Regions from separate parts of the Homo sapiens genome. Here region 2 is linked to region 1. Evidence: read pairs that join two places in POLR2A ChIA-PET (ENCODE). Cell type or tissue: PC-3. All regions are shown on one strand. Each heading gives the region's core, and the rest is flanking DNA. Links, peaks and the distances in the headings are about the cores only.

What was found. ChIA-PET counts read pairs that join two places held together with the same protein. Peaks named below come from ENCODE experiments on the same cell type or tissue, not always from the same donor. Only the 100,000 strongest peaks of a DNase experiment are listed, where the experiment ranks them.
Region 2: POLR2A ChIA-PET joins it to region 1 with 12 read pairs; 1 of 35 experiments calls an interaction of 5 or more read pairs at or near these places.

Annotation. Positions count from the first base shown.
Region 1 is chr1:233,118,368-233,122,801 of GRCh38, reverse strand. All of the region lies in intron 21 of PCNX2 (pecanex 2), which reads left to right. Among named protein-coding and RNA genes, the nearest start is that of NTPCR, 170 kb to the right of the region's middle. In PC-3, for the core only: no CTCF peak of the experiment used is centred there; no DNase peak of the experiment used is centred there; H3K27ac peaks cover 332 bases.
Region 2 is chr1:232,426,773-232,431,206 of GRCh38, reverse strand. It overlaps SIPA1L2 (signal induced proliferation associated 1 like 2), which reads left to right. Exons shown (of 23, transcript NM_020808.5): 17 at 2,643-2,796. Among named protein-coding and RNA genes, the nearest start is that of SIPA1L2, 200 kb to the left of the region's middle. In PC-3, for the core only: no CTCF peak of the experiment used is centred there; a DNase peak (open chromatin) is centred at 1,876; H3K27ac peaks cover 774 bases.

The sequences.
Region 1 (4,434 bases), core at 295-4,294:
CCTGTAATCCCAGCACTTTGGGAGGCTGAGGTGGGTGGATCACCTGAGGTCAGGAGTTCAAGACCGGTCTGACCAACATGGTGGAACCCCGTCTCTACTAAATACAAAAAATTAGCCAGGCATGGTGGCGGCCACCTGTAATCCCAGCTACTTGGGAGGCTGAGGCAGGAGGATTGCTTGAAGCCAGGAAGGAGAGGTTGCAGTGAGCCAAGATCATGCCATTGCACTCCAGCCTGGGCAACAAGAGTGAAACTACATCTCAAAAAAAAAAAAAGATATATAATATTAACATGAATCATCATATTACCATTAATGTTAAGCATGATTAACTGGCTTAAGTATCATAAGGTTTTTCCACTGCAATGTTACCCTTTTGTCCTCCTTTCCATCCTATATTCTTTGGAAGAAAGCCACTATGCACAGCCCACATTGAAGGAATGGGAAGTTATGTTTCACTTCCTTTGGGGGAAAGTATCAAAATTATTTGAATTCTTCTGCATGGGAGATTTGTCTCTTTATTCATTCATTCATATCAGTATGGGCTCAGATATTTATTTTATACTTAGGTTATAATCTATTATTTATTTATCTTGTTTCCTCGATTTTTTCAACTTTGGCTACTTGGAGCTCTCCAGTTGGCAGCTTCTGTGATATAATCCCATGTCTCTCTGTCTCTCTCTCTCTCTCTCCCTCTGTGTGTGTGTGTGTGTGTGTGTGTGTGTGTGTGTACTTTCTAACTTTCTGTCACTACAGGATGATCTAGGCTCATCCTCACATACTTCCTGAATCAGTCCTAGAATAAGCCATTTCTCCAGGAAACCCTGTTCTATTTTATTGGAAAACAGTTTGATCTGGGTACTAGATGTACTTATTGATACTGGGGTGTCATTGCATCTAGGCATTCTCAGCTGAAAGAGCAAGGAAATATATGTGTGTATATCATCTGTATATACACATATCTAGAAATATGTCTGTATGTCTGTAACTACCTGTATCGGCATTAAACTAAACTTGAGTTCAAATTAATGTTTTCAAATCTAATCTATTACTACATGGATCATTCTAGCCTTTTCCCCTTGTTTGCTGTAACTTTCCATTCCAATAGTGAGAAACTTAGCTTCTACCATCTGTCATCCATTTAGTTAACTGTTCAATTCCAATTCGCATGTACAGTCACCCGTTAGTATCTGTGGGGGACTGGTTCTAGAACCTTCTACTCCATAGAATTGCCTTTCTTTTATGCCCTTAACAACAACTAGTTGACCATATTTGTATGGGTCTTTTTCTTGAGCTGTTTTGTTCAATTAATATATGTGTCTATTTTGCTAATACCATGTTGTCTTGATAACTATCATTTTATAGTGAGCTTTGAAATAGTGTGATTTTTCCAACTTTGTTTTCTTCTTCAGTATTGTGTTGGCTATTTCATTTTTGTTTACTGTTGTTGTTTTGCCTTTCATACAAATTTCAGAATCAGTTCTCTAGATCTGCAAAATATCTTGTTAGGATTTTGAATGGGTTTATGCTGGATCTGTAGATCAAGTTGTAAAGAATCAACATTTTAACAATATTCGATCTTCCGGTCTATGAACATGAAATATTATTCCATTTATTTAGATAGTCTTTGGTTTCTTTCATCAGATTTCTATAGGTTTTTGCATATAGATACTGTACATATTTTATTATATTGATACACACATATTTTGTCTTATTTGGTGCTATCGTGGAGGGTGTATTTTTTTTTTTTAATTTTAAACTCCAATTGTTCCTTGCTGGCATATGAGAAAGCAATTGACTTTTGTTTATTGACTTCATATAGGGCAGCCTTGCTATGCTGACTTATTAGTTCCTGGACTGTTTGTTCTGAATCTTTATGTTTAGAGTAGTTTCTTTGTATCAAACTTATAGTTAGTAGTTGGTTCTTTTTTAAAAAAAATTGTTTTTGTTGTTGTTTCTTTTATTTTTTAATCTACTCTAACACTTTGTTTCTTAATTTGTGTATCTAGACCATTCACATTTAAATTGATTGTTGATAAAGTTAAATTAATGTCTATCATGTTTGTAACTATAATTTTGATGTTTCAAGAATGTTACATAAGTGGAATCATACAATATATAACTTTTGGGGATTGTCTTTTTCACTCACTTTTCTAAGACTTTTTCACACAATATTATTCATCCAGGTTGTTGTGGAGATCGATAATTCATTACTTTTCATGGGTAGGTACTTTTACTTTTGCCGTAGGTAGTTCCATGCTAAATTTTTATGGAAAATGCCAGAGTGGCTATACCATTTAATATTTCCACCAGGAATACATGAGTGATTCATTTTCTCTGCATCCTTGTCAGCATTTTCTATTCCCACTATTGTTTTATTTTAACCACTCTGGTGGATGTGTAATGATATCTCATTGTGGTTTTAATTTACATTTTCATAAAGGTTAGTGATGTGGAATATTGTTTAGGTGCTTAGTCTCCATTTGTATATATTCTTTGGTAAACTGGCTTCATACAGTTTTTGTATGGTCTAGATTGGATTGTTTGGGTTTTTACTGTTTAATTTTGAGAATTCTTTATATACTCTATACTCTTTTTTTTTCTTTTTTCTTTTTATTTCTTTTTTTTTTTTTTTTTTTTGAAATGGAGTCTCACTGTCACCCAGGCTGGAGTGCAGTGGTGTGATCTCGGCTCACTGCAACCTCTGCCTCCCGGGTTCAAGAGATTCTCTTGCCTCAGCCTCCTGAGTAGCTGGGACTACAGGCGCGTGCAACCACGCCTGGCTAATTTTTGTATTTTTAGTAGAGACAGCATTTCACCATGTTGGCCAGGCTGGTCTCGAACTCCTGACCTCAGGTGATCCACCCGCCTCGGCCTCCCAAAGTGCTGGGATTACAGGCATTAGCCACCGCGCCCAGCCCTGTGTACTCTAGATTTGATTCCCTTGTTGGATATGTCATCTGCAAATACTTTCTCCCACTCTGTAGCTTGTTTTTTCCTTCTCTTAATAGGGTCTTTCGTAGTACAAAAAGTTTTAATTTTAGTGAAGTCTAATTTATCAATAATTTCTTTTATTGATCATAATTTTGTGTGAAGTGCAAAAAACTCTTTGCCTGGTTCTAGACCCCAAGATTTTCTCCTGTTTTTTGTTTGTTTGTTTCCTAAGCCATTTTTTCGTTTTTTTGTTTTGTTTTGTTTTTGTTTTTGTTTTTTTTTTTTTGAGACAAGGTCTCGTTCTGTCACCCAGGCTGGAGTGCAGTGGCGGGATCTCTGTTCACTACAAGCTCTGCCTCCTGGGTTCACAGCATTCTCCTTCCTCAGCCTCCCGAGTAGCTGGGACTACAGGCGCCCACCACCACGCCCGGCAATTTTTTTTTTTTTTTTTTTTTTTTTTTTTTTTTGTATTTTTAGTAGAGACGGGGTTTCACCATGTTAGCCAGGATGGTCTTAATCTCCTGACCTCATGATCCGCCCACCTCGCCCTCCCAAAGTGCTGTGATTACAGGCATGAGCCACCGTGCCTGGCCTTTTTTTCCTAAAAGTTTTATACTTTTCGTTTTATACTTAAGTCTGTGATCTTTATTGAGCTAATATGAATTACGAGACTTAGGTAAAGGGTTATTTGTTTTGCTTTTGTTTTTAATTTTTTTGCCTATTTATATCTAATTATTCCAGCACCATTTGTTGAAATGACTGTCTTTCCTTCCTCGAATTGCTTTTGCACCTTGGTCAAAATCAGTTGCTCATGTTTGTGTGAGTATATTTCTGAGTGCTATATTTTATTCTATTGACCCATCTGTTTATCCCTTCACCAATACCAAGAAGTCTTGATTACTTTAGTTGTACTGAAAGAGTTGAAATTGGGTAGATGGATTCTTCCCACTTTATTTTTTCCCAAAATTGTTTTGCTATTCTAGTTAACTTTGCATTTCCTATAAATTTTAGGTTAATTTTTATTGCATCTGTAAAAAAACATACTTGCTGAGATTTTAATAGGAATTGTAAGCTTCTATATCAGTTTAGAGAGAATTGACATCTTTTCTATGTTGTCTTCCAATCTGTAACTACAGTAGCCATTTATTTATCTTTTGATTTCTTTCATTAGAGTTTTTTTAACTTTTAGCTTATAAATTCTGCACAAGTTTTGTTAGATTTACAATTTATGTGATCCTTTTTTTGAGTGACTATGAATTGAATTGTATGTTTAATTTCAGAATGTATGGTTTTATTGCTAGCATATAGAGATACAATAGATTTTTGTAAGCCTGAATTTACTTACCAGTTTTGGGAGGGTTTTTTTTTTTTTTTTTTTTGTAGGTGCCTTGAGATTTTCTATGTAGGTAACCATGCTATCTGTAGGTAAGGATCATTTTATTTCTTCCTTTCTGATCTGCTTACATTTTACTTCCTTTGCCAGTCTTATTGCACTAGCTAACA
Region 2 (4,434 bases), core at 223-4,222, 690 kb after region 1:
AGTCTTCTGAGTGCTTCACGGGAATTCATTCCAAGCCTTTTTTAAGTTCTGTGAAATATTTTTAGAAGCATTTTATATGTCGCCGTAGTACTATGTTTAGGCGAAGGACTCTTTTGGAAAGTCAGGGAAGTGTGAAAGGAGCCCATTCGGACAGTTTTAATGCAAAAGCCCAGGGTTTATGCATTTCCACGCACTGGTTTGATGGCACTAATGCTCAGTGAGAGCGAGGCAGTGTCCAGAATGAGGTGAGAAAGGGGTTTGTGTCTCTTGAGTCGCAGGTTGTGTGCACACTAGAGGAGACTGAGATTGTGTCTCCGCTGGAGCTCCCCACCTGGGGACCCCTGTGGTATGGAAGGGCAAATGGCAGTCCCCACACATGCTCTTGGGTATACCTGGGAGGGGAGAGGCTGTAGAAGTTCTTCTGTCCTAAGCTGCATTTTATCGGGAGGATTTGAGCTCAAACTGGTTATCGCAAGAGGCCGGTGCTGGGATTCGAGACCAGGGCTCCTGGTCAGTGTGCCGGCTCATCCTGGCAGATGGAGCAGGTGCCCCAGGCTCTGCCCAGCAACACAGAGTGTTTCTAAGGCAAGGCAGTCATACAGGACTGCACTAACTAGATTTGAAGTTTTATCAAAACAGTGTTTTACCGGATTGCTGAAAGATATGCTTAGAAAACAGTCAGCCAAGTACATCATATTTTTAGTGTCTCATTGTGCACTGAAGAAGAAATCAGTTGTGCTCTCCAGAAGTTTCACATAGACCAGTTATTTCTCAAAATCATATTGTGGAAGCCCTACTGTTAATTTTGTTAATAATATCATCTTACATTTTTAAATAATATCAGCGAATGAGCAGTTCTGTCTCAGGCTTCTGTGCACCCATTCATGCTGTTCCCTCTGCCTAAATGTCCTTTGTGAGTTTCTGAGCCTGGCCAGCACCCTCCCAAAGGGGATTGTTCTCTGCACCCGCTAGCTCAGTACTTCCTACAGTGTCTTCGCACTTGATTGGTCATCTCAGCCTGCAGAACATATACCACATACATACCACATGCACACACCCCCGGACTGGAGGTCCTGTGCAAGCCCCCTGTCCTGCTTAACTTCACTACTCACGGTGGCAGGCACAGAGTAAATCCTCAGAGCGTATTTATGACACGTCATTGGATAATTTCTTTAAATTACTAGTTTAGCAGAGAAAGCTAGTGTTTTTTTATAAACACATATTTTAACACATATTCTATAAACGTATATAGAAACTAGAACAGCACATTGTAATCGTAATTATGGATGTAATATTTTTATCCATGCAGTTATTGGTAGGACCTGGGATTTTTCCCCGCATCTTTCCCAAAACACATACGGCCTGGAGCTCTTGAGCACCACCTAACTCACCTCAGGATCGAATGTTGGGCGCTTCTTGGATGCAGTCTTCGTAAAAACTATATTGTTTTGTTTTCCTTATGTGGCTTTTGTGCAAAAGCCCTCCAGCGTCTTGGTTTCTTCTTGTAGCTCCCATTTTTATGTCATGCCATCCCACAAACCAACTAAATCTTCAGTAATGTTTTAAAAGTTATGAAATGCTTCTTTTTTTTTTTTTTTACAGCCACTATTTGTTCATGTTGTAACTGTAGCTTGTGCTTCAAGAACTGAGAGGTACAGGGAAACCTGTCCTACCTCAGGAATAAAGCCATAGAGGATTTTAGAGAAATCCTTCTTAATTTTGAGCATGTTTGTGTATGTTTCTTATTCTAGCAATTTCCCAGTGAGCTGTCATACAGTTATAAGATAGCCTGGCTTTTGAAATCAAGAGTCATCTCAGAGGCACACAGCAATAACATTCAGGTCATTCTCCAGCTCGTTGCTGTGGGCTGTGAATTCCTAGAGTGTTATGTTTCAGGTTGTGTGGCAAAGACTGTTTGCCTCCACTGACAGTGCAGCCGCTGACTGTTTACTGTGTCTTCAGGAATATTTGGTTGCTCAGACTGTATTTTCAGAGTAAACCTTTTTAGAATGATTCCCCAGTTTTGTCCCTGTAAAGGAGCTAAAAACAGTAATTCAGCTTGACACTCCTTTGTTGTCTGTCAATACATTTTTATATACTGATAATTAAGGGAGACGGCTGCTTTATCCAAACAGCTTTGTGAAATTGCTGATAATAAAACATGCTTAGCACACGTGTGAATTGATGACTCGTAAACCCCGGGCTCCCTCGGGTGGCTTCCTCTCTGTTGCCTGGGTGCCATCGGGGCTCTGGTTGTCCAGCCGCGAGAGCACACAAGCGTTGCTTCGAAAGACATATGATCATCTCTGATGAATTATTGAAACTGTGTTTTCTGACACAGATTAGGAAAGGGAAAACACAGCCGTATTTTAAAAGTTGGCTGTGTAATTTTTTCATCCTGGGCTTTGGGGATCTGATTTGTGTCTGAATTATTCAGACATCTAACTTTGTAGTTGAGCTCATTTCACAAATGTGAAATGGCATGGGAATTTGGAGCAAACGCAGCAAAAGTGAACTGACTTAAGACCTAAGAAGTGTTTGTATGCGTTTGTGGCTGTTGAAACTGCTTCCTAGGTTTTAATTCTTACCACTACAGGCACTTTACAAATAGGCTTAATTTCCATTCTGATTGTTTTCAACAGGATGTATAGTGAGATGGATGTCATGTCCACAGCAACTCAGCATCAGACAGTGGTGGGAGATGCTGTTGCAGAGACTCAACATGTTCTGTCTAAAGAAGATTTTCTGAAATTGATGCTTCCTGACAGCCCCTTAGTGGAGGAGGGGCGAAGAAAGGTTAGTGACTTAGGGAGCTTTGAAGTTACCAGAAACACTAAAAAAAAAAAAAAAAAAAAAGTCTAAAGAAACTCAGAGGTTTCCAGAGTACTCCCACATGCTTCATCTCTCATGACCCTACCAACAACTCACTGCACATAGTTGACCGTTGCCAATTTTGATTGTATCAGTATGTGAAGGGAGCCTGGGAGAGGTTAAGAAGGCTGTTTTTAAAACCTCAGATAGAGCTGAAAGTCCGGCTGGCCTAGCCTCAAATCCTGGCTCCAGCAATGGGTAGCTGCATGACTTTATGCAAGTGACTTGGCCTCTTGACCTCAATGCTCTCATCTGAAAAAAGGAGATCATAATAACTGAATTGTGAAGTTACAGTGAAGATAAGAAGTGATGTCTGAAGAGCCTAGTACAGCTCCTGGACATAACTAGTGATCGTGAACAGTAGCTGTTAAAATTCACACCACCTGACTTTTGTTCCAGAGCTCTAGCCTCTGCTCCAAGCTGTCTCTCCTTAAATGTAATCCTGTTCCAGAACTGAACTGGAGTTAGACAGCACACTGCTGGGCATTTTAAACAGGGTTGGAACTTGCACACTGCCATTTAGAGATATGCAGAGATCATAGGGAAGGTCATGCTTAAATCTCATAAACCAACCCCAAGTTCAGTGGCATACCTTTGTCATTCACAATGTAGTACTCGATAATGTTAGCTTGCTTATTGGCTTCAGTTTCATTATTATTGCAATCTCTTAAGCCACTTTGCTAAACAATTTAAAGTACTGAAAAGGACTTAAAGGCGATTTAGCCCAATCACCCCATTTAGCAAGTAACTGAGGCCCCAGATGGTAAAATGTGAGCTCTTCATAAATATTTGGTGCCAGAGTCAGCAACTGAGTCCTTGTCTCTCACTTCTAATCCAGCACTCCCTCTTGTTCATATGAAAAGGAAAAAGGAAATCAGGTATTGCCATACTGACCATGATCAGGGTAAACTGCAGGTCTTTGTGCTTCTGTCTTCCCTATAGTAAAACAATTCTGCAATTAACCTAATTGTGTTTTTAGAACAACACTCTAATTAGACACTACTGCAAAGCTGCTTTAATCTGATATGCCTGTAATCAAGTTCTGAAGAACCTGCTGGTGGTGTGTGAGGAGGGAATCCCATAAGAACTCCATCATAATGAGTCTTTTTTAAAAAACTTACATCAAGTCATGTACATGATACTGTATAAGCTTGGGTGCAAAGGCAGACTGTTGTACAAAGAGTGTAAATAGCTTTTCTTTTTGGAGGGTTGAACTTCTTGACATGTGTTTTTTCTTCTAAGACAAATCACCTTCTTTTCATGATGTAAATTTAACTTTGTAACTCACACACATTCCAGTTACCTTTCATCAGTTGGAAAGACTTGACAGAATGGAAGGAACACACACAATAGGAATATTTTTAGACTTACTGCTACATTCATAAATGTAAATAGCCATTTCTTTGTTTGATGATGTGAACATTCTGGCTTTTACTATTGTTTACCTAAAAGGATTGTGGTTCAGTATGCAAAGGAAGTAGTTGAAAATTCAGATTTGATTTAACTTTTCTTGAGTATTTGACCACTCATTTCTTAGTAAGAATTTTCCTTACCCTATCTGTA